Linked DNA regions of Homo sapiens: region 1 is linked to region 2. The links are chromatin contacts, found by Hi-C or POLR2A ChIA-PET in ENCODE. All regions are on one chromosome and are shown on one strand. The core of a region is the stretch at or near the end of the contact, and the rest is flanking DNA. Distances in the headings are between cores, read along the strand shown. Region 1 has its middle 37 kb from the start of NRN1. Region 2 overlaps LOC107986516 (a long non-coding RNA gene).

Region 1 (7,519 bases), core at 1,139-3,638, 63 kb after region 2:
AACTGTACTGTACAGCAAACCCTGTGACATGTAACAAACTCTCACATGTATCCCTAAACCTAAAAGTTGAAAAAAGAAAAAGAAAACAAGAAAAATAAATTGTACTTGAAAGCAGACCTGTCTAACCCAAACACCAGGCTCTTAACCATTATCTGTATTGTTAAAGACTCTCAGCAACAAATTATAGTCTACTCTGTATATTACTGTCCACCACTTCACACATTTCACCTGTTACCAACAGTCTCTCTGAGCTTTGCTTTTGTATATTTCACAGGTTTTTCCTATAGATAGCATTGTAATATTTCCATTTAACTCTATCCTTTGTAAAATGACATCACTGGTATGTTTCAAATAGATTTTTAGTCAGCGACAGCTAATGAGCAAAGGAGCAATGATTAGAGAATCAGTTCTTCTTAAGATCCCAAGATTTGTTCTAACTATTGTGGGGGTAATTCCAGGCTGCATTTCAAACAGTGTTGGCACAGAAATTCTTAAAGTGTAAGCCTTCTCTCCTTCCCTCTATGCTTTCTGGATTTCTCTAGGCATACTGGGAACCTGAACTCAAAGTCTTAACACAGAAACTTCTAAACTACTCACACCTACAGCCTGTAACTCTGACCCGTTCACAAAGGTTAAGTTTTTTATAAATACTATTTTAAAAAATTTTCTCTGAAAAAAAAAGGGGAATTTATGGAGTTTTAATACTTTAGCATGTGAGAAACTTAAGGGACCAGGGGGTCTTTTTTAGCTATGAGGCAGTAGGAGTTGAAATAATGTAAATTAGAACTATTTTAAGAGGTTGGTCAATCAAGTCAATGGAACCACAAGCTGGACCCTCTCCTTCTTGTGAGCACCAAGACTCCAAGGTCAGGCTGACCAGGAGGCCCCAGGATAGAAAGTTGGAAAGAGCCTGTGGGTGCGGCAGGTTCTGAGGCTCAATTCAAAAGGAGGTGGCCTCAGCCAGGGGAGAAGCACAGAGGCAGTACAGGTAGAAGTGGAAATGGGTAGATTACTGGTCAGAAATCTGCCTCTGTATCTGCCTTCACTTCCTACTGGCTGTGTGACCTTGGGCAAATCACTTAACCTTTCTAAGCTTTAGTCTTCTTATTGGTAAAGTGAGATGTTCTGAGTGGGTGGCTGGCCCACAGCCAAAGCATAATTAATGTGAGTCATTATTACGAGTAAGAAACAAGTCAGTGGAGACACTGAGGCCTGCACACAAAAGTCCAACAAATCACAAGGCAACAGGGAGAATGGGCTCAGTGTAGAGAGGCCAAGAGTCCTGGGCCAGCACCACTGGGAAGAGGAGAAGCCCCCTCTTTCTTCTTCTCCATGCCCTGGCCTTCTGCTATGGTACTTGCATTTTTTCAGGTTCTTACCTTCTTGCTGGGACCTCAGTGGTCTCTTAGCTTCCTGTGACCATCGCCACTCAGATTCATTCTCTTCAGTGCTGCCAGGCAATATTTCCTACAACGCAAACCTGACCAACTTTTCATTCTGCTGAAAACTCTTGGACAAGGGTTTTAGCAAGAGCTAGCCCAGACCCTTTGGCATGGCTCATAAACCTTCTGTAACTTGGCAGGTGCTTTCATTTTTGACTCACCTGTAGGCATGACACACGGGAGAGTCCTGAAAGCCAGAGAAAGGCCATTTTTACATTGGTGGGGGGCTGGGGGAGGGATAGCATTAGGAGAAATACCTAATGTAAATGATGAGTTGATGGGTGCAGCAAACCAACATGGCACATGTATACCTATGTAACAAACCTGCACATTGTGCACATGTACCCTAGAACTTAAAGTATATATAAAAAAAGTTGTCATGCAAAAAAAAAAAAAAAAAAAGGCCAACTTTACTTTGTGGCTCGCCAGCTGATAAGACACCTGCTTGGGGGCAGAGAAACTGCACTTACCTAAGCACTTACTTTTTACCCATTCTCACCCTTCATTGCACATTAGAATCACCTGGGGGTGTTTATAAACTACCCCCAATGCCCAGGCCACACCCCAGACCAATTATGTCAGAGCCTCTGGAGTGGGATGCAGGCATCCCTATTTTTAAGCTCCTCTGGTCATCCCGAGGTGCTGTCAAGCTGTGGATCACAGCTATACATACATTTTTGTCTTTCAAAGGAAAGAGTCTTATCACTTGTTTGAAGTCCGAAGACATCAGCCTCAAATCTGAATATCAACCACCTGCTAGTTATTGCTGACTTTGGGAGAAACATTGATCAATTTCAGAAAAAGGATGTCAGGGAAGTAAAAGTGCATGACCAATTCAGGAAGTGGGAGATCAGCCCAGTCTCCTGCAAAGCCCGTGGTTTTACAGAAACCCTCCTGAATGTCAGCGAGCATAAGCCGTCGTGGCATGGGCAGCTCTCGGTGAGCAGCCTGGCCTTGGTCCAGCTCGGCACAGAAGGACCAGCACAGGGAGGGAGGAAGTGACTCAGGGCTGCCCTCTCCCCGACAACAGGACAGGACTGTAACCTTTTGTGAAAGGACAGGTAAAAATAGCTGCAGCACTTTAGGAAGAACTCAGAATTTTTAGATTCTGAACCATCTGATTATATAACTGAGGGTAAGTGATCTGGGAAAGGGCAGGAAACTATTATTTATGGTCTTTTAGTGTCCTGGGTTCGGTGCTGTATGTAGGTCCCAGTTAATCTTCACAATGACCCTGTGAGGTTGTTGTTTTCCTCTCCTTTTCTGTAAATGAGGAGCCTGCAGGCACTGAGGGAGAGATGATGAACTCGAAATCACCCAGCTTGCAAATGATAGAGATGGGACCAACCCTGGTGCTGTCGTGTCCCACACCCCATTCTCTGGCTTGACTCTGGCTCAACCCCAACCATGACACATATAGGGTGGCATGAAGTTCTCCAGGAGCCAGGGCTGCCTGGCTGTATCCTGTATCCTAGTGTTCTTGCAAAGCTGCAGTGAGAGAAAAAGCAGGGCCAGGGGCAGGAATGTCTTAGCTGATGTGAATGGCTTGTATGCTGTTGGCCCCAAAAGTTTGCTGAAAGGTCTTTAGCAGCGGGATGATCTATCCCACCAGGGGTCCAGGAATTTTCATATGGGAATGCTACTTATGGTAGATCTGTGAGGGGGGGAGTAGAACCTAGAAAACAACTTAGAAGACTTTACAGACACTCAGAATGTGGACTTTATATACCTTTCACAAAAAGGTACCAGGGCTCCTTAGAAAAGTAGCCATTTCCAGGTCTGGGGCAGGAAATGCATAAATTGAGACAGAAAGAAAAGAAGCAGTCAAAGATTAGATTCCTGGGGTCATGTTGAAAGGACACATGCATCAACTTGAAATGATACTCACTGGCTAGAGATGGATAATTTGGATAAAAAAGAATAATGGCTGAAATGGATTGAAAATGTCAAGCATATAAAAATCCAAGAGTTTATAATAATACACCATACCACCCTCTCACAAAAACCGCAACACGCAACTCAGTGGTTAACTACCTTTGGGAGTTGCTTGGGCACCAAGTCATTATTCTGAAGACTGATGAATAGAGGAAAGGAATAAAACATCCATCCTGTTTCTTCTGTATTCATTTTTTTTTTCAGAGAAACCAAGTAGCTCATGAAGAAAAGTTTTCATTTATAGAAAAATCACAATTGGCCGGGCGCGGTGGCTCATGCCTGTAATCCCAGCACTTTGGGAGGCCAAGGTGGGCAGATCACCTCTAAGGTCAGGAGTTCGAGACTAGCCTGACCCAACATGGAGAAGCACTGCCTCTACTAAAAATACAAAAGTAGCCAGGTGTGGTGGTGCATGCCTGTAATCCCAGCTACTCGGGAGGCTGAGGCAGGAGAATTGCTTGAACCCCGGAGGTGGAGGTTGTGGTGAGCCCAGATAGTGCCATTGCACTCCAGCCTGGGCAACAAGAGCAAAACTCCGTCTCAAAAAGAAAAAAAAAAAAAATCACAATCGATAATGGAGGAGGAATGTTAGAATTAGAAAATCACCAATTTGCAACTCATTGAAATAATGGTATCAGGAATGATCATCAATGGCTATCAAAACCATGAAGTGAAGGTTGAGCGAGGCCTTGCTAACAGATGGGTATCCATGAACCCACTGGTCAACCTTAGCCTACTGGAAATGGAACAGTGGAACTGGCAGACATGATGTATCCCAGATGTCACAAAATACACAATACTAGCACCATCTAGATGGAATCTGAAGCTAATCAAGCCACCAGATCTTATATAACCCACAGGAAACAGAGGGTAGAGAAATGTGTGAAATGGTAGTGAGTCCTCTCCCTCCATGGCATAGAGGAATGAGGTAGCTAGGCTGAAGGCACATACCTCAGCCCCATTCTGTGACAATCCTATGCAGGCCCTGGGACCTTTACAAGACAAGCCAGTAAAAAACCAGCTAAACTTTAGTCATTGTTCACTATAATTCAATGTGAGAAAGATGATCAAGTTAGCGTGTAAGGCAGGTAGGACCTATCAGAGGATGAGACATCTAAGTTAGTTCTCTTGTTTGAGGACCCTAAATAATATTTTTAAAATAATAAAGAAGCACATACTGTCATCTATTTCAAATGTTTAGGTTTGACACCTTTCACACACACTCACACAATGACCATCTCTTGATGCCATTTGGAAATCATGTCCTTCATGAATTACATCACCCCACAACCTTGGCCCATGTTCCATTATGGACTGCTGGGCACACTGCAGATTTCCCAGCTGGAGAAATAATAAAGCCAGTTCCTGCCTCCTATTCTGTTTCTTTTCTATCCCACCCCAGAGTATAGCTATAGAGATAAGGAAGGCACACAGAAGTAATGATTCTCTTGCAGCAGTAATTGCCCTGACATTTGCTCACCTATCTGTACCCACTTTCTCTGCCTTCCCACCCAGGACCTCAGATTTCCTATCGATGCTCTTATCAAAACCATCCTACCACTTCATGCTAAACGACACCTCCTCTAACAAACCCAGAAACATTCTTCCAGAAATCCTTTTGCTACATCATTAATTTTTCTTCTCTTTGGGATCATTGACATTAGCATAAAATGTCTTATTATCTCTCTCACTAAAAATTCCTTTCCAAATACCTGTAGAGTACTATGTTCACTGTTTAGGTGATGGGTTCACTAGAATTCCAAACCCCAGCATTATGCAATATATCTGTGTAACAAACCTGCACATGGAACCCCTGAATCTTTAATAAAATAAAATAAGATAAAAAATAAAGTTAAAATGATAAAATAGATTCCAGCTGCATAAGGATTTAGAGAAGAAGAACAAGATGATTTTCAAACACAAGCATTTGTGGAGATTGAAATTTTTAAAAATAATTGTGTACCATGTTACCATATGCAGAATAAAACTTTCAAAATTAGTAGCGAACAATAAAGAAAGCTAATTTATGTTTTTAAAAATGTTTCCTTAAAAAAGAATAAAACTTTCAAAGTTAGTAACTAACAATAAAGAAAGCTAATTTATGTTTTAAAAAATATATTTTCCTTAAGAAAAACTAGAGCAGAGATAAATGAACTGGAAAATAGAAAAATAATACGAAAAATCAAAAAAATCAAAAAAAGTTGGTTATTTGAAAAGATCAACATAATTGACAAACCTTTAGCTACATGAATTAAGGAAAAAAGACCACTCAAATTTCTATAATTAGAAATGAAAGTGGGCACAGCTGCTGCACATCCCGGGGCTCCTGACCTCTCTGCGTTTGCAGCGTAGCCCAAGTCGGTCAGCACTGGAGGACCTCAGAAGCCATGTTGAAGCCCCATAGTGAAGCCAGGGCTGCCTTCATTCAGACCCAGCAGCTGCACGCAGCCATGGCTGACACATTCTTGGAGCACATGTGCTGCCTGGACACTGACTCGCCACCCATCACAGCCTGGAGCACTGGCATCATCTGTACTATGGGCCCAGCTTCTCCATTGCTAGAGATGCTGAAGAAAACGATTAAGTCTGGAATTAATGTGGCTCATCTGAACTCTCATGGAGCCCATGAGTACCATACAGAGACCATCAAGAACGTGCGCACAGCCACGGAAAGCTTTGCTTCTGACTCCATCCTCTACCAGCCCATTGCTGTGGCTCCAGACACTAAAGGACCTGAGATCCCAACTGGGCCCGTCAAGGGCAGCGGCACTGCAGAGGTGGAGCTGAAGAAGGGAGCCACTCTCAAGTTCACGCTGGATAATACCTACATGGAAAAGGGTAAGAGAACATCCTGTGGCGGGACTACAAGAACATCTGCAAGGTGGTGGAAGTGGGCTGCAAGATCTACGTGGATGATGGGCTAATTTCTCTCCAAGTGAAGCAGAAGGATGCTCACTTTCTGGTGACAGAGGTGGAAAATGGTGGCTCCTTGGGCAGCAAGAAGAGTGTGAACCTTCCTGGGGCTGCCGTGGACCTGTCTGCCATGTTGGAGAAGGACATCCAGGACCTGAAGTTTGGGGGCGAGCAAGATGTCGATATGATGTTTTCATCATTCATCTGCAAGACATCTGATGTCCATGAAGTTAGGAAGGTCTTGGGAGAGAAAGGAAAGAACAGCAAGATAACCAGCAAAATTGAGAATCATGATGGGGGTTGGAGGTTTGATGAAATCCTGGAGGCCAGCGATGGGATTATGGTAGCTCGTGGTGATCCACCACAAGCCGTCGAGATGAGATTCCTGCAGGGAAGGTCTGCCTTGCTCAGAGGATGATGATTGGGTGGTGCAACCAAGCTGGGAAGCCTGTCATCTTGCCACTCAGATGCTAGAGGATGTGATCAAGAAGCTCCACCCCACTTGGGCTGAGGGCAGTGGTGTGGCCAATGCAGTTCTGGTGGAAGCTGACTGCATCATGCTGTCTGGAGAAACAGCCAAAGGGAACTATCCTCTGGAGGCTGTGCACATGCAGCACCTGATTGCCTGTGAGGCAGAGGCCACCATCTACCACTTGCAATTATTTGAGGAGTTCTGCCACCTGGCACCCATTACCAGTGACCCCGCAGAAGCTACTGCCATGGGCACTGTGGAGGCCTCCTTCAAGTGCTGCAGTGGGGCCATAATCGTCCTCACCAAGTCTGCAGGTGTGCCCACCAGGTGGCCAGATACTGCCCACGTGCCCCCATGATTGTTGTGACATGGCATCCCCAGGCAGCTCGCCAGGCCCACCTGTACCGTGGTATCTTCCCTGTGCTGTGTAAGGACCCCATCCAGGAGCCCTAGGCTGAGGATGTGGACCTCCGAGTGAACTTGGCCATGAATGTTGGTAAGGCCTGAGGCTTCTTCAAGAAGGATGATGTGGTCATTGTGCTGACCTGGTGACACCCTGGCCCTGGCTTCTCCACCACCCTGTGTGTTATTCCTGTGCTGTGATGGACTCCAGAGCTCTTCCTCCAGCCCCTGTCCCACCCCCTTCCCCCAATGCATCCATTAGGCCAGCAATGCTTATAGAGCTCACTCTGGGCTGTAGTGTGGCACTGGTGGGCTGGAACACCAGGGAAGAAGATTTATGCCTCGCTGAAACGTG
Region 2 (7,158 bases), core at 3,455-5,954:
GGGCACTTATTGCACACACACAAACACACACATACACATACCATAAAATACACACACACATATATATTTATATATATACATACACAAACACATACACATACCATGGAATACTACTTAGCCATAAAAACTGAAATTGTGTCTTTTGTAACATTGGTGGGACTGGAGGCCATTATCTTAAGTGAAAAAATTCAGAAACAGAAAGTCAAATACCACATGTTCTCACTTATAAATGGGAGCTAGACAAGGACATATAGATTGATAATAGACATTGGAGACTCAGAAGGGTAGGAAGGTGGGAAGGAGGTGAGGGATGAGAAATTACCCAATGGGTGCAATGTACACTACTAAAATAATGCTTACACTAAAAGCACTGACCTCACCACTATGCAGTATATCCATGTATCAAAACTGCATGATACAGTACCCCCAAATCTATAAAAATAAAAAAACTTAACTCTATTGCATATGGGTGTGTGTATACATATATATATCTATGTATACATAAAACATAGCTTAATTCATCTCCTTTTAAAACATCTTTCCTAATATAAATAATTTTCTGATGAAGATCCTTACTTGTAGATCTTTGTGTTCATCTCTGATTCCTTCCTTGGGATAAAACCTTAGAAGCAGAATTATTGGGTGAAGTCTTTGAACATTCAAGTCATTTGATATATACTGCCAAATTACCCTCTTGAAAAGTTGTACAAATTTACTCACGACTAGAAGTACATGTGGGCAATTGTCATGCTTTCGTATTTCTATATTAGTTTGTACACTAGAGATGCTAATTATGGTGCCTGCATATGCCTAGAGTCCCTTATAAGGGAAGCTTCTCAGCCACAGTTCATATTGAAGAGGTACGATATGCAGTGATGTTTCTTTAATAACCCATCCCTTCCCTAGGGATGGCTCACAGAAGGGCAGGCAACCCATAGGCTTAGCAGCACCCTATGGTAATTACTGGCACCTAGAGGCTCAGCCCTAACAGTGGTGGTTACTACTCACTGGACTATTAATTTTAGAAATATTAAATGGAAACATGAAACCTGTTATTTACCAACGAGAGTTAAAGTTTAAATGAAAGTACCAGTGACATCATGATGGGTCACAGCAAGTCAAAGTCATAAGGAACCAAAAACGATGAATAGCATAAATAAGTTAAAACTATCATCAAGAAAAGCAGAAGCTGTGAGGTGGAGAGAAGAGATTCCAGGTGGTAGATAAGGAAGTCAGTTTTACTCAGGAAGTTGGGATTGAAACAGAGAGGGAAAGAGTCGCTAGTACTCATTAATGACAGAACAGTATGGTGATGAGCCTTAATTTCATGCCCCTAAAGCCCCTGGGACTGCCTTGGACAAGCTCCTGTTCTCCTGGGGCCTGGCCAAGCCCAGCTCCTGTTCTTTGTTGTTACACCTACAACCCCAAGGACATTTTAATATAACTCCCCGATTCCCACTGGTCTGAGTTTATCTTAGAACCAGAAGCGCCTAAAATAACATGAATGATTCATGAGCATCCCTGAATCTACTGGAGACTCTTAGGTTGTTTACTTTTATCTTTATTGTTTGTCACTGTAAATGAGGCCAGGATGAACATCTTTGTACATTAAATCGTGTGTGTATAGCATCCTTCCCTTAATCAAGATGACCACAGCAAGAAATTTCACATCAAAGGGCACAAACACTGAGTTTCTATTATTATTAAAAAACAAGAGCTAATGGGAGACAGGGAGAGGGCAGGCCATATCAGTCTCTAAGGCCTCATGAATTTCTAAAAGACTTGTGTTCTCTGGTTGTCTTCCAGATGTGTGCAGATCTTAGGCATACCAATGCAGTCTTCAACTGAGCCAAGAAAGAGAAGGGACCCTATTATAGACACAAGCATTATTCTGGACCTTGCTTGCAATATTATTTCCCTATTCCCACCCACAAGCTACATTGTTGTATCATTTTTTTTTCCAAGATGGAGTTTCGCTCTTGTTGCCCAGGCTGGAGGGCAGTGGCGTGATCTTGGCTCACTGCAACCTCCGCCTCCTGGGTTCCAGCGATTCTGCTGTCTCAGCTTGCCAAGTGGCTGGGATTACAGGCACCTGCCACCATGTCTGGCCAATTTTTAAAATATTTTTAGTACAAACAGGGTTTCACCATGTTGGCCAGGGTGATTTCGAACTCCTGACCTCAAGTGATCCTCCTGCCTTGGCCTCCCAAAGTGCTAGGATTACAGGCGTGAGCCACCGTGCCTGGCCCATTGTTCCATCATTCAACAGCTTCTAAAATTTCACCAATTAAATAACTTCCCTGATTGGAATGGGAGAAAGTGAGCAGAAGACTTTACTGTATGTACATGTATATTTATATGTATACCAATGTCTATGTCTACGTGAATGTCTCCATCTCCAACTAGCCCATATCAATGAGTATATGTGTAACTGAAGAAGTAGGTGTTTTAGAATTTTTAAAGGGAGAGAGAGAGAGGGAAAGAGTGAGTGAGAGTGAGAGAGAGAGAGACAAGGAGGTCAACAGCGCCCAGGCCTGTTTTTTGCTTGACATCTTGATGATCATGCATCGAGGTCTGCTCTAAATTATAATTTTTAATCTCAGTGATGTTTCTCAGCTCTGAAAAGCATCAGAGGAGTTTCGATTTGTGCCATGGCTATGAAAAAACTGTCTCTGGAGAGTTGTCCACCTGTTAGTCCCAGTATTTATATATAAGGTATTCCTCTTGTTCTGAGATTCTAACAATGCTATACTTTATAAATCATGTTCCTCTTTCAAAGATCAAAAAATTAGAAATTCTCCTACCATACTTGCTTTTTATATTTTGACTTTTAATAATCTTCTCTAATATTGTTATTTGATTTCAAATTGAACACAGAATCAATTCGATTAAGCACAAGAAGTGTCTGATGAAAGATTAGGATTCACTGCTTTGGAACCACTCAATAATTTTCATCTTTGCCACAAATATGTTAAGTTTAGGAGGCCAATAACTAAATTTCCCACTTTCCACCAGCTTTAAGACAGAATGGGGTTCAAGTACAATGAAGTGGCCCCATGTGAAGCCTAAGGATAGCAACACTGCAGAAACTGAACTGGCAGAAGCACAGCACAGAACATCTCAGAGTGTTTGCTCACCAGCTGATGCTCAGCAATTCAAAACTCTGAGCCCAAGGATCCGTTTAGAGTGTTGATGTGTGTGTGTGTGTGTGTGTATTGAATGAAGTCAGAACACACTAGTCAGGGACAGAGAGCCACCTGATAAACTGATAACTGTGTCCAGGGTAGATTTGGGCTAAGCTTTTTGTAGTTATAAAAAAAACTAAGAGAGTCAGAAAATTATATAATATTTACTTATCTTTACTTTTCCCAAACCATATAGTTTTTTAGATAAGAAAAGTTCCTCTAGTAATACTCCATGTTTAAAGAAACACAAGCCCTAAGTGCAAATTAAATGCGCTTGTCACCCTGCTTAACTCTTCTAAAGGTCACTTAATAAATCATTGGCTATTCAGCACTCTCACTCACGGACAGCATCTACCCTGGGACATTTTCACACTCTTGCCCCTTCTGTTAATTTCTCAGAGAAAAGCTACTAATGATCTCCACACTAACCCTCTGAGAATTACCTGTCTTACTGCCTCCATACGGAGCCCTGCCTTGGTCCCCCAAGCCAAGGTCCAGTCCCAGTACACCCTTTCCCTGTTAAATGGCTCTCGTGGTTTCTGGAAAACAAAGGCACACATGTCTCTGTTGTTGCAACTAGCACCTGCCTCAGTTACTTCCTTGTGTGGGAACTTGCAAAGGCCATGCATTAGCTTTTATAAAGCATAGACTTTTCCTTCGTGTACTTCTGAGAATCACCAAGGAAAACAATTTCCCCTTTAAATAGGGTAATTTGGATCCCTTCAGGATCCACCTCAGGTGGTGTGGGCAGAGGGTCGCTGAAACTGCTCAAGAATTGTTCAACAATAGCCAAAGTGGGTCCGGTCAAATGGGTCTGCTACTAGCCTCCAAGCAGGGCTTCATGTCCCAGGCTGTTGTCTTGCACAGGTTTCTTTATGTTGCTACAGTGTTTGCACTTCACTGTAAGCCCCTAAGAGGAAAGGGTTCTGCTTAGCAGAGAATCCTGAGACATTCTTTGTGAAAGCTCTATGTGATACAGAAAGAATTCTCTTCTCTCTGTGTCATCGAGGGAAAGAGGCAAACTGTTGGTGAATGCCAATCATCACAAAAAAAGAAGGACTTCATTTGTAATGGTGAATGAAGGCGGACAAGATTCTGGCAAGAGGGAGTTCTCTGGAATATGTTGGTTATCAGATCCCTTGCTTCTTAAAAACACTATCCACGTCAGCCTCCCTGGTAGAAAATGGTGTGGCACGTTCTGTGGATTAGACCATTCAGCAGCCAGCCCCTCCTCCTCATGGACTGCTCTGCGCCGCAGCACTGGAAGGCTAAAATCTATGCCTCACATTCCCTGCTGCCAGGATTGGGAGGCGAATTAAGTCTTCCCAGTTAGATGCTGTATTATTTATCTATTGCTGAGTAACAAATTGCTCCAGAAGTCAGCAGCTCACTATAGTAAACATTTCTTCTCTCCCCTGGTTCTGTGGGTCAGCAGTCTGGGAGCAGCTTAACTGGGTGGTTCTGGCCCAGGGCCTCTCACGAGGCTGTAGTCAGCTGTCAGCTGGAGAAGCTGCCTCCACGCTTACTCACACGGTTGTTGGCAGGAGGCCTCAGTTCCTCACCACGTGGGCTTCTCCCCAGGGCCGCCTGAGTGTCCTCAAGACAAGGCAACCGGTTTCCCCCAGAACAAAAGACCTGGGAGAGAAACAGACTATGAGTCCCTTACTGAGATAGAAGTCACAGTGTCTTCTGAAACCCAGTCTTATAAGTGGCACACCCTCACTTCTGCTGTATTCTGTTGCTCACACAGACCATCCCTGGTACCATGTGGGAGGAGGCTACACAAGGGCGTGGACACCTGAAGGCAGGGACCGCTGGGGCCATCACAGACGGGCCTGTGAAGCATGTCCAGACTTGTCTTCATGGATCTGAAAGGCATTCTTGTGGCTGTGGTGACCAGCTCAGCTCTGTCTGGTCCTCGGCTTCCTAGTGGTGGGATCACTCGCTTCCCGATCTCTGCATCTCAGCTGTGGCTTCTTACTCTTGAGCTCAGCAGTTCCAAGGCCATCTCCTGGAGTCCTTCCTCCAGCCCTTCCAATGCATTACATTTTCTTTCCTTAAAAATAGCTGAAGTGGTTTCCTATTCCTGGAACTGGACCATGGCTGATACAGGCGGGTATCAGCCTGCCAAGGAATAACAGCAAACATTACCATGCAATATGTAAGTATGTTACATTCATTCATCAGATTTTACAGATGTGGAAACTGAGATGCTGGGAAATTAAGTGAACAGCCCAGGCTCACACAGGCAATGAAAACTACAGCTGGATTTCAGAGCCCACACTCTTAATGCTGCCACATTGGGGCCACTCAGAAGGTTGCATCTTATGTGGCTTTCCCTTATAAGGGAAAAGGGCTAAAAGGACTTTGGTGTCCGTTCAAAAGGCTGATGAGATCTTGGGTTTCTTCATAAAATCATTTTTTATTTTTATGAGACATCTGGCAGGTAATAATTTATTGTCAGGAATCTCAAACCCCAGGCAAAATACTGCACCAGGGTAACAGCCAAGGCCAGTAGGTGAAGGCCAGCAAGGCCAACCTCTCATTTCTCCTACTGACATCTGAGTAGGTGTCCCAACATCAGGGAACACATTTTAAATATTTTTTGAAAAATTTTACCCAAGACCCAATTTTGTTCAGACTTTACATTGACACAAATTACCCTTACTCTGCATTAAATATTACTATCATTTCTATAGAGTCATAGCAATCAAGTTCCAGTGAAACCCACTTGCTACCATAAAGACACATGCATGCATGTGTTCATCACAGGACTGTCCACAGTAGCAGAGACAAGAAATCAACCTAGATGCCCATCAGCAGAGGACTAGATAAAGAAAATGCGGTACACTGGCACCATGGAATAGTATCCAGCCACGAAAAAGCATGCAATCATATCCTTTGAAGCAAGATGGATGGAGCTGGAGGGCATGATTTTAAGGAAACTAATGCAGGGACAGAAAACCAAATACAACATGCTATCACTTACAAGTGGGAGCTAAACATTGAGAACGCATGGACATAAAGAAGGGAACAACAGACTCTGGAGCCTACTTGAGGGTGAAGAGTGGGAGGAGAATGAGGATAGAAAAACTACCTATCCGGTATTCCTATTGGGTATTATGCTGATTACCTGGGAGACAAAACCCCTGCAACATGCAGTTTACCCATGTAACAAACCTGCATGTGTATTCTTGAACCTAAAATAAAAGTTAGAAAGAAAAATATCCCACTTTCTTATGTATCTCCTATTATGGGAATCACAGGGCCTCTGGGTAATTCCTGAAATACAGGGCTTTACGTACGAATTTACACTCAACAAGTTTTTCTTGAGCATATACTATGCTCTGCACACTCAGCATAACAACCAGGGGTAAGGAAAGTCTCTGACACAACCCAAAGCAGGCCATAGGCTTTAAGTGCAGTGGCATTAGGACTTGGAGGTATGGGCAGATTGACCACTCGAAGAGCTCAGCTGTCACATCAAGGCTGAGGGCTGAAGGTCACTTCTCATGAATGGAATACTGGATGTATCATAGGGGAGAACACTGGATGCATTCCAGGAAACATTAATAGAAAAAAGAAGTCCTAACAGTGGCTTTTTTGTATAAGCAAAATCGAGTAGGTAATTAAGGCAGAAAAGAACTTGAAGATGATAACTATGATAATCAAACTGACCACTTGTTGAGCACTTGCTGCATACCAGGAATAAGTGGATTGCGGACATTCTCGAATCGAATACTCACTTCATGAAATGGGTTCTATTAGTATCCTCATCCTAAATATGGAGAAACAGAGGCTGAGCAGCTTAAGGTAGTACAGCTGATTGTTCAGGAAGCCAGAAACGAAATTTGGGTTGGTCAAACCCTAAAACCTATGTGCTTAATCCCCAAATACTGGGCTGGTTGGCCCAGATCACCCAAGAAAATTGTTCACACCAATTGATGCCATCCCTGTGTTTGTCTTGACCTCA

What was found. A loop is a pair of places that touch in the nucleus more often than their neighbours do. ChIA-PET counts read pairs that join two places held with the same protein, here RNA polymerase II (POLR2A). Pooled maps may share reads with other maps.
Region 1: a loop to region 2 is called in a pooled map, with 5 times the contacts of the local background. The contact joins two enhancer-like sites. A Hi-C loop is called at or near these places in 1 of 168 maps with a recorded cell type or tissue (psoas muscle) and 2 of 50 pooled maps. POLR2A ChIA-PET finds 5 or more read pairs at or near these places in 3 of 52 experiments (BJ, H1 and OCI-LY7).

Annotation. Positions count from the first base shown.
Region 1 is chr6:5,966,648-5,974,166 of GRCh38, forward strand. It overlaps the pseudogene PKMP5. Among named protein-coding and RNA genes, the nearest start is that of NRN1, 37 kb to the right of the region's middle. Within about 2 kb of position 2,389, at least 3 of the 41 ENCODE cell types and tissues checked have a DNase peak (open chromatin) inside an H3K27ac peak, as active enhancers do.
Region 2 is chr6:5,901,192-5,908,349 of GRCh38, forward strand. All of the region lies in intron 1 of LOC107986516 (a long non-coding RNA gene), which reads left to right. Among named protein-coding and RNA genes, the nearest start is that of NRN1, 100 kb to the right of the region's middle. RefSeq lists an enhancer at 4,337-5,536. Within about 2 kb of position 4,705, at least 6 of the 41 ENCODE cell types and tissues checked have a DNase peak (open chromatin) inside an H3K27ac peak, as active enhancers do.